Regions from separate parts of the Homo sapiens genome. Here region 2 is linked to region 1. A link is an interaction called in ENCODE POLR2A ChIA-PET data of the cell type or tissue named here. Cell type or tissue: MCF 10A. All regions are shown on one strand.

Region 1 (5,000 bases):
CACAAAAAGTTTCTCCCTATGGTCATGTCTCCACGGCATGCCTTCAGAGGGAAATGCTTTAAAAGTGCAGAAGGTGTTCTCTTTAGAGTTATTTTAAGAACAAAACGCTTGTTTCAAAAGGAAAATTCATTATTTTGTCAGCAAAATACTTGACTGTTAAGATGTCCAATGCTTTCAAGACCCATGCAAACAGTTCTACCATGGAGAGTTACCCCACTTCTAGGAAAAGGAAAACTTGGGAAATACATGAAAATACTTTAGGTGTCATTGTGCTAAAAATATTACAAGGTTTAAAGCAGTGGTTTCTACAATTTTGCTTTTTTTTTTCACAATCAAATACAAAGATCACATAAAGAAAACTAGGGATTTATATAGGTTTCTCAATTTTTTATCCTGTCTCATTTACTAATTAAAACCAAATCTTACAATGAGGATTTATTTGACACAAAATTGTATCACTAAAAACATAGGAAGCAGAGGATCTCAAAATAAAGGATGTTCTTTTTTAAGGTAAATACACTTCCTTTTATGACCTCATGTATTTATTGCATCACACACCAGTGAACACTTTGTCAAGGGCCAGCGTTGGTTTCTCGTCTGGACTACTGTTTGCAAACTGCTGACTTACAAAATGGTAACAGCCTCCTAACAATGGGTGAATCTACAGGATGTCAAGCAGCAACTCTCAGGTGAACCACTCAGTCAGTGGATCTGGTGTTAACTATACAATGCCAAATGTCTTCTGGTGATCTGAAGACATCAGGGGCTTTTCTATCATGTAGACCAAACATGATTCAGGTAACTGACAAAATTTTTCACTTCCCAACCAGATGTCTTACTTGCATAGAAATGAAGCCCAACTTGTACTTTCATGTGCAAATAGGCTAGACATAAATTCACCCCTGGAGGGCAGGATTAATTGCTTATCCTCAACGAACGCTAAATTACATATTATTTCTTCTTCTATTTCCAACTATTTTACCTTTGAAGAAGGTTTTCTGCTATTGTTTTGAAAAGCACACATTTCATCTTAGAAATGGTCTGTCTTTTTACATGTTTCTTCCTTTTTTTTTTTTTTTTTTTTTTTGGCAAGAAGGCAGTGTGCTACAATGAAGAGTGTGATCTTAGAAGTCAGGATAATCTGAGTTCTAATTCCATGCACCTACTTTCCCAAACTTTAAGGGCCTTGCAAAAAAGGCACTTAAAATCCCTGAATTCAGTTTCTCTGCAGATATATATCATAAAAGCCATCTATAAGAGGCACTGTGAAGATTTGAGATCATTTATTCCTATAATATGTATTGGGTGCTTGCTCTGTGCCTGGTACTGAGAGACCATGGAGAACCACAGTGTCTGCCTGTCCTCCAGGGGCTCTGTCAGTAACAACACACTCATGCCTAACAAGCTGGAATGACAAACGTACCATAAAACTAAGGTGATATCTTTATTCAGGATTTTAAATAAAATTATGAGTAACTCCAACTGTTGCTGATCCTTAAAGATGAATATCAAGTTTATAAAAGGAAGGATATGTCTGAAACCTTTGCTCTTCCTTAAATCTACTTTCAAGCATACCCTGGAATTTGCTCTGATCATATTTGTTTAAAGAATTCACGTGGTTATCAATGAGCTTCCACCTTCTATGCCGTTGTCCTGACAACCAAGCATTTACTAGACAGAATATGGAAAACAGGTAACAATGTGTCTCTACAGTCAGGGTTGTAGGCAAAATTCGACAGTACAGAGACAATCAAATGACTAGGGTCTTTGTGTTTGAAATCCTTAAAGGGAAATACAAACATATATATGTATATATTTACACACACACACATACATATATATACATGAATAAAAGAGAGTAAAGATTTTACAGAGAAATTAACTGGGCAAGGAGAAGCTGCTATGCATGACTCACTTGTACTTTAATAGCAGCTATGTTTCAAGAGTCAGGTCACAGGTAATGTTGCACATAAGGAAGAAAGGCTAAGTCTGCTGTTACTGTTGTTCAGTTACACTAATAAGATGTTAGGTTCTTTTCCTAGCCTATGTTTCACCAAAGCCAGAAATATCTCAAACATATGAAGAAATGGAATACGACTATGTTCTTAAACTTTTTTTCCAGGACCAAAACTTTTTTTTTCCAAATGAAATCCTCTATAGCACTCTAGCACAGCAGTCTCCCCTTATCTGCAGTTTCGCTTTCCATGGTTTCAATTTCTCATGGTCAACTCTAGTACAAAAATATTAAATGGAAAATTCCAGAAATAAACAATTCATAAGTTTTAAATTGCACACCATTCTGAATAGTGTGATGAATTCTCACGTTATCTAGCTTGGTCCCACCTGGGATGTGAATCATCCCTTTGTCCAGCAAATCCATGCTGTAGGCACTACCTCCCTGTCGTCCGCTTAGTAATCCTCTCAGTTACCAGATCAAAAAAAAAAAAAAAACAAACATAGTATACATAGGGTTCAGTACTACCCATGTTTTTAGGCATCCACTGGGGGTCTTGGAAGGTATTTTCCATGGACAAGGGGGAACTACTATATATAATTATTCTCTGGTTCAAGCAGAGAAGAAAGTGTCCAGGGGTGATACATGCAACAGCTCTGGCACCAGAGGATCATCCAGATTTGGGGGGCTGAGAAATAGAGATCAAAATCTAAACATTAACCTATGGTGAGAGACTATCCATCTTGGAAGCATTAAAGAGGGGAGGGATGGTAATTTGGAACTGTAAAATAGAGCTCCTTGAAACTTCTACTACAGTGCAAAAGCAGAAGCAGCAGAAAGTGTCCACTTTTAACCACACAGACAATGACCTCACTCCTGAATGAAGGAGGACACTGGCATTTGCAGTCCCTCCGGGGGAGGAGTGGAATTTGCCAAGTTGGCATTTAGCCAAAATGATGGAGTAAAATCCCTGAAGCCCTCACTCATGTTGACGTGGAAATCGAGCAGAGAAAGATTCAAAACATGACATAACTTAATGACACTTAAAGTTCTATCTACGTCACCCAGTTGGTGGGGGAGGGGGATCATACACATATTGGGAAAAATGCTCAAGTGCTAGGATGGCAGCATGAACAGCATTTGGGAACTTGTTAGAAGTGTGCATTCTCAGTCCCCACCCTAGACCTACTGAAGCAGAAACTGTGGTGTGGAGCCCAGCCATCCTCCCTCACCAGGTGATTTTGACGCACACCAAGGTATGAAGAGCCCTGCATTAGAGTCACCTAGGGAGCTTCTGAAAATAGCAATTCCTGGGCCCCATTCTTGACTTCTGGTCAATGTTATAAAGTGGAACCCTAGGATTCTTATTTTTAAAAGCTCCCAGGTAATCCGGAGACATAAGCAGAAATAGGCACAGAATCCAAAGAAAATAAATGTTAACAATGAGAACATTTAAAGGCATTATGTATTGGATGTGTGAATTTTACAAGTACAATCTAAGATTAAACGATGGCCTCTCTTCTGAGTTGAATGACTTTGGGCAAGCTACTCGCCAGCCTACTTCTCCTCATTTGTAAAATACACATATTTTAGGGTTGTGAAAGTTGAATGATAATAAATTCTTGGTACAGTGTCTGGTACATAGTAAGCACTAAATAAATGAGGTCAATTTTTATTAATCTCCTAATAACAATAAAGAAAAGCTAACTCATGTAGAATCCTGTTATACCAAGTGGCACAGGTTGGGGTACAGGAGGGAGACCCTCCAGCATCTTTGAAGCTTTCTTACTCCCTTGTGTCCTGTTGTCCATGAGAATATGCTCTTTCAGGGAAATGTAACATCCTCTAATTATGCTGCCTGGCAAAAATCAGGTGCAAAAAAGGGCCTGGAAGACTGCGTACGGAAAAATGGGGCAGCAGTGTGAGAGTATTCTGAAACAACGCGAAGACAGAAATAGCAGCGCCGACAGAGTTGCAGGTACTAACAGGAAATCCACACTTCCAGGAAGGGTGAGCCAACTGACATGGGGAAGAATTGTTCATTCTCTCTGGCCTTCTGTGTGCAGAAAGGAGACAGGTGAGAGTCAGAAGAACAGACTGGCAACAGAGGATGGAGGCCTACGGCTGAACAGAAATGGGCAATTCTTGCTGAAATCCAGATGAGGAGAATTGCATTCTACTCTGGTTTTTTTTGTTTCTTTGTTTGTTTGAGACGGAGTCTGGCTCTGTCGCCCAGGCTGGAGTGTAGTGGCATGATCTCGGCTTACTGCAACCTCTGCCTCCTGGCTTCAAACTATTCTCCTGCCTCAGCCTCCTGAGTAGCTAGGATTACAGGTGCCTGCCACCACGCCTGGCTAATTTTTGTATTTTTTAGTAGAGATGGGGTTTTGCCATGTTGGCCAGGCTGGTCTCAAACTCCTGACCTCAGCTGATCTGCTGCCTCGGCCTCGCAAAGTGCTGGGATTATAGGCATGAGCCACCGTGTCCAGCCTCTGGCTGTTTTTTTAAGCAATTATTTCCACTAAGGTGAGAAACCAGCACACTTCAAGCACTTTTTTTCCTCTTCCTGCTGGAAATTTGTAAATCTATTTTCCAAGGATGATGATGTGGGATGTTTGGGTCTACATATCTGTGTTTTGGCAGTTCTTTCTCTATGAAATACCCTTCTCTATTCTTCACAAGGCTAACCTCTCTACTCCTTCTGGAAGCAATTCAGGGGTCACCTACTCCAGGAAGGCAATCCTGAATGCTTACCTGTTTCACACCCAGAGTTGTGGTAGTTAGGCCCCCCTCATTATTGCCATAACACCTAACATATAATTGTCATGTTGCCTTAAATCAGTGTTTCCCAGAGGAGTTTAAAAAGATGTTAAAAGGTATTATTTGAAAGAAGCTATTTGTGCAAATAAATTTAGGAAATGTAAAGTTGAACAAAGTACACAGGTTTCTGTGATGTAACAATTGGGACTTTAATATGCTGGTGTGCACTGAGAATCTCTAAGGAAATATCACATATGAATCCCCAACCTGATTTGATTGTAGACAT
Region 2 (5,000 bases), 55 kb after region 1:
CTGAAGGTATTTCCCTCTATATACATATCAGAGTTTTCCTAGTTAGGTAGGAGCCTCCAGACTCTATCAGAAACAAAGCGAAAGGGTCACCAAAATCCGAGCCAGAGACCATGAAGTAGCCTCAGCACAAACAAGAACTTTTTATTCTCCTGCTTTTACTCAGAGCAAGGCGCACATCAAAAGCACATGCCTGCTGAGTTCCAGGGGCCTGATCATTCTCATGCATTTCTCCACCAAGATTTTATAAAAATGAAGCCGGCACTGCTGCATTATTTATACGCAGCTCACTGTACTGACATTGCCAGGCCCCAACTTTCAAGGGAAACCTTTTGTTCTCTGCTTAGGGAAGGCTGAACCTGGAGAGTCTCAATCGAACCAGCCAGTGAAGAACAGAATAATTAGAGCTGAGAGTGGGGATAAATTACCAAGATATTCCTGGCTGCAGCCTTTGGTACATCACAGGCCTCTGATGGCTCTGTTTTTCCAAGCCATGCAACAGACTGAATTACCAGCCCTGAAGATACAGCTCATTGGGAGATAAAATGACTCAGATTGGATTGCTAATTGTATCAACAAAGAGACCAAGAAGGCCTTAATTTCTGAAGAAATACCACTGCACCAATCGGAGCAGCTTCTGTTAAAGAGCTGTCAGATTTCAGGCCTGTTACTATTGGCTCTGTACTTCATCAAGACTTGCTGACAGGCCCGTGACAGGCTGAAATAATATATGCAATGATGCAACACAGGGCAATATTAAATTGCTTTTTCGGTCAGACTTGCCGATAACATGATTCAAACGTGGCCATGACAATATGGGGAGCATGAAAGAACTGAATAAATAATCGAGTTGAGGGAATTTTCCCATGCCACCAAAAGAAAGAGATCTAAGAGTCAGAAAACAAAAGATCTTAAAGTTGCCACCAAAATATTCCAAGATCGTGATGAAGCCCCTGGATTCACGGATTTGGATCTGTCCCCTAAAAAATAAGGACGGTACTAATTAGAGGCAATATGAGAGAAAGCAGGAAAGTAAAGAAAACAAGTGACAGCTTACTTAGTGCCTATTATACGCCAGGCATTATGCATAGAAATTTTATGTGGGTTACTGAATATCACAACAAACTTGTGAGGATACTATTATTAGTATTTCCATTTCACAGAAGAGAATACTGAGGCTCAGAAGTTAAGTCATTGGAGGTTGTATCATTAGGAAAGAGCAGGACAGAAGTTCAAAACCTGCCCTGATCAATTAAAAGTCCATGCTTGTTAACTACATGCTTATTCAGGCCCACTCAGGGAAAGATATTTACAAAACATTACAAAGACTGGTTACTCCAAGTGAAAATGTACAGTAATTTTGAGGTATTTAATTTCTCGTGTTTTTCTTGTCTGTTATCTCCTTTTTTTAACAAAGGAAAAATATGAAAATAAAACAGATGGAAGAGGTCAAGAAACACAGAGCTGTAGAAAGCAGTTAGCTGCCTTAGGTTTGCTGTGAGGATGTTCTGGTAAAAAAGGGTGTTCGGGAGATGTGTGCCATAGGCAAGGACACAGGGACAACAATGAGATGTTCTCTCAAGTTGGGAAAATGAAGTCTGGTTTTGAGAGTTCAGCTGTAAAGTTAATCCATAATGAGCAAGAGTAAAATATTCAAAATTATCAAAACAAAACAATGGCTTCCAGAACATTCAGAGCTCACAGGAACCATACTGAAGGCATTCAGATGGTTAAAGAAAGAATGTGTCAAGAGGATGATTAGGCTGCAGGAGACTAGAAAAAGAAGCAGCAGCAGAAGTGGAAGCAGAGGCAAGTGCCAGAGCAGGGAGGAAGAGGACTGCACCAGGTAGAAAGAACTGCATGTGCCCAGGGCTGGAAGTGAGGCAAGCAAGTGGCCACACCCATCTCAGCAAGATCCTTGCTGTGCATACCTCAGAAGCTGAGTGTTGCCCTGGCATGAAGAAAAGGAGCAAAAGAGCCATTTATTTCCCTCCTCCCTCTTTCTCTCCCTCCTTCCAAAAATATTTATTAGGCTCTTACTATGTACCAGGCACAGATATTATCTCTTCCTTCGTGGAGCTTAGAGTCTAGTAAAAGAGAAAAATCCATGAAGAGCTCACTCTAGTAATTACTATGAAGGGTAAGTATAATGAAGAAATATTATAGGGTGTCCATAGAGCTTATGGTATCAAAGGACATGTAAAAAGATAGGGAGAGATCTGTTAAAGGATACACAATTACAACTAGATAAGGAGAAATAAACTCTGTTTTATACCAGCGGTCCCCAGCCTTTTGGGCACCAGGACCCAGTTTTGTGGATGACAATTTTTCCATGGGTGGGGGTTGCGAGGAGGAAGGTTCCGGGATGAAACTGTGCCACCTCAGATCATCAGGCATTAGATTCTCATAAGGAGCGTGCAACTTAGATCCCTTGCATGCGCAGTTCACAATAGGGTTCCTGTTCCTTTGAGGAGCTAATGCCACTGCTGATCTGACAGGAGGTGATGCTCAGGTGGTAATGCTCACTAGCCCACCGCCCACCTCATGCTGTGCAGCCAGATTCCTAACAGGCTACAGACCAGTACCTGTATAATACATTATTGTTAACCCTAGTCATCCTACAGTGGTATAGAACCCCATGGGGTTGGGGAGCCCTGTTCTATACCACTGTAAGATGACTACAGTTAACAATAATGTATTATACAGTTTCTCATCACTAGAAAGAGGATATTAAACATTCCCAACACGAAGAAATGAAAAAGGCTTGAGATGGATATGCTAATTAATCTGATCACTATGCATTATATGTATGGAAACTTTGCTATGTACCCCATGAATATGTACAATTATTATCTGTCAATTAAAAATAAAGTTTAAATGTTAAAAAAAGAATCTCTACTTTGCCTTAGATTCCTTCATTAAGGGAGCAAAGACCCGGGGTCAAGGGTTTCCATCAAGCATCTGTCTACTCCTACAGTTTTTAATGGCAAACCCTGTGGCTAGAGGCCATTAAAATGGGGCTGCCTTGTGATGGTAACATCTTCAGACCCCCAGCCCTTGGGTTTGCTCCTGCCTTTCCCCTAGCCTCTTCTCCATTCTAGTAATGTTGGGTTTCTCACTCAATTATTTCAGGCTTATGATTCTGGCTTCTTGGACCTGAGGCTTGATCTCAGCCTTTGCCTCTGGCCATCTGAAGACTCATTATTGGACCACTCTCTAGTTCTTCTGAACCCCTTTGCTTCACGGTCCCATGCCCTGGTGCCAGCTTCCTCTGCAAGGTCTACCCTAGTGTATATATGAGGTTATTGGTACCAAGGCCTATTCCCAATCATAACTATTTCCCAGTGTCACTCAGAAGAGACAGAAAACATACATACCTATCTCAGTCTGACTCAGATAGGAAAACATTTCTAAACATTTTATAAGCTCCAATATTAAAATACCTCTTCCAGTGTCAACTCATTTTGGCCTATCCAATTACAGGACAACACAGTGTGTATAAGGACAGTGGTGTCTATATAATCCTTATCTTCCAACATTCTTCAGTCTTAATGGCATTCCTGACTTGCCATTTGTTCAGTACTGAGCTGACCCAAAGTTATCTAAAGTGTGCATAATCGGTAAGCCTGGGATCTAGTGCTACTGCCAAGAAATAAGTGAAAAATAGCAAAGCTATTCTAAAGCCACTAGTTGGGGGGTGGGGAGCAAGGAAAAGCAAGTTATCATATTAATATATGGTCATCCAAGGCTGCTCTGCCTTAAAGAGATAATGTACAATTCCTGGCAAAGGATGAAAGAGAGCAGACTGAAATAGTGTCTGCCAATTGGCCTAGTGCATTTCAATTCTTTTTGGCTATTAGGGCCCTTTATGATTAATTCTGGCCTCTGGAGTATCTAAAAAAATCATCTTAACTTGAGAATATTCTTCAATATAAATAAGCACCTGAACAAATTATAAAACAAATATTTCCTTGATAAGCTAGGATTATCTCTACAAATTCTCAGTAATAACTATACTATACTGTAGTGTAGCCCAGTACCCAGCAAGTTGTGGTCACTCAACAAATATTCTTTATCTTTTATGAGACACTGACAACTCTAAGAAGTACTGAAAAGCATTATCATTTCCCTCATACTAAAAATCCTAAACTGCTCTCCTTGATTTTGCTCAGTGATACCATCTGCAGATATTTGATACTTCAACCCCCTGAGAATATTTAGCAGATCTTATCATTCTAGTCTTCTTTTTCTATCAATTTTGGTTTAGGATCTAGAAATGATGCCACTCTTTTCCCATTGTGCAAAATACAAAAGTGTTGGACGAATTATTTCCCTCTTCCTATTCCTGTCTTTGTCAGGCCACTGTGCTCCAGGTGGCTATGACTGTCATCATGACAACGGCCATAAGTAAAGGGCACCATGGTGATGCTCTTCTCAGATATGATGTCAACTGTCCCATCACCCAAGGAACGGCCTACTCACATACCTCTCAGAGCTGAGAATTTTAACATGAACAGTATCCCTTTGACACAAAGCAGAAAGAGTCAGATTAAGATTTTCCACACAAGACAAAGAGGTAAAAACATTAAAAGGAAGTTGGTGAAGTAGAAGTACAGACCTGAAGATTTCGTACCTTTCAAGATGTCCTGTCTCTAAGGAAGGACAGGAAAAGAGGGAAAGGAAACAGAAATGGAAAACAAAAACAAAAACAAAAACAAAAACAAAAACAAACAAACAGGAAAATGGCCTTAAAATTAGGTTTTCAATATCTTTCAGGGATCAAGATGCAGAAACCAGCAGAAACAATACATCAGCTCTTCAGAAGGAGGATACATTCAGACTTGCTATTAAGGTAAAAAACATGACAATTTTGTGACTTAGCCATTTAAGAAATTCTTGTAAATATTATCTGGCCTCAAGGGATTAACAGTCTGTCAGGGGAAGAGAGCACCATATTATTTAGCTAATACGGGTAGAGCTAGAGTTGGAACCCAAACAATTAG

What was found. Peaks named below come from ENCODE experiments on the same cell type or tissue, not always from the same donor. Only the 100,000 strongest peaks of a DNase experiment are listed, where the experiment ranks them.
Region 2: POLR2A ChIA-PET joins it to region 1 with 10 read pairs; 2 of 35 experiments call an interaction of 5 or more read pairs at or near these places.

The regions. Positions count from the first base shown.
Region 1 is chr1:59,496,751-59,501,750 of GRCh38, reverse strand. The region is part of intron 6 of FGGY (FGGY carbohydrate kinase domain containing); the gene reads right to left. It overlaps LOC124904192 (a long non-coding RNA gene), which reads left to right and starts at 719. Exons shown (of 3, transcript XR_007066139.1): 1 at 719-798; 2 at 3,827-3,932. In MCF 10A, no CTCF peak of the experiment used is centred here; a DNase peak (open chromatin) is centred at 1,940.
Region 2 is chr1:59,442,145-59,447,144 of GRCh38, reverse strand. All of the region lies in intron 5 of FGGY (FGGY carbohydrate kinase domain containing), which reads right to left. Among named protein-coding and RNA genes, the nearest start is that of FGGY, 150 kb to the right of the region's middle. In MCF 10A, no CTCF peak of the experiment used is centred here; a DNase peak (open chromatin) is centred at 1,894.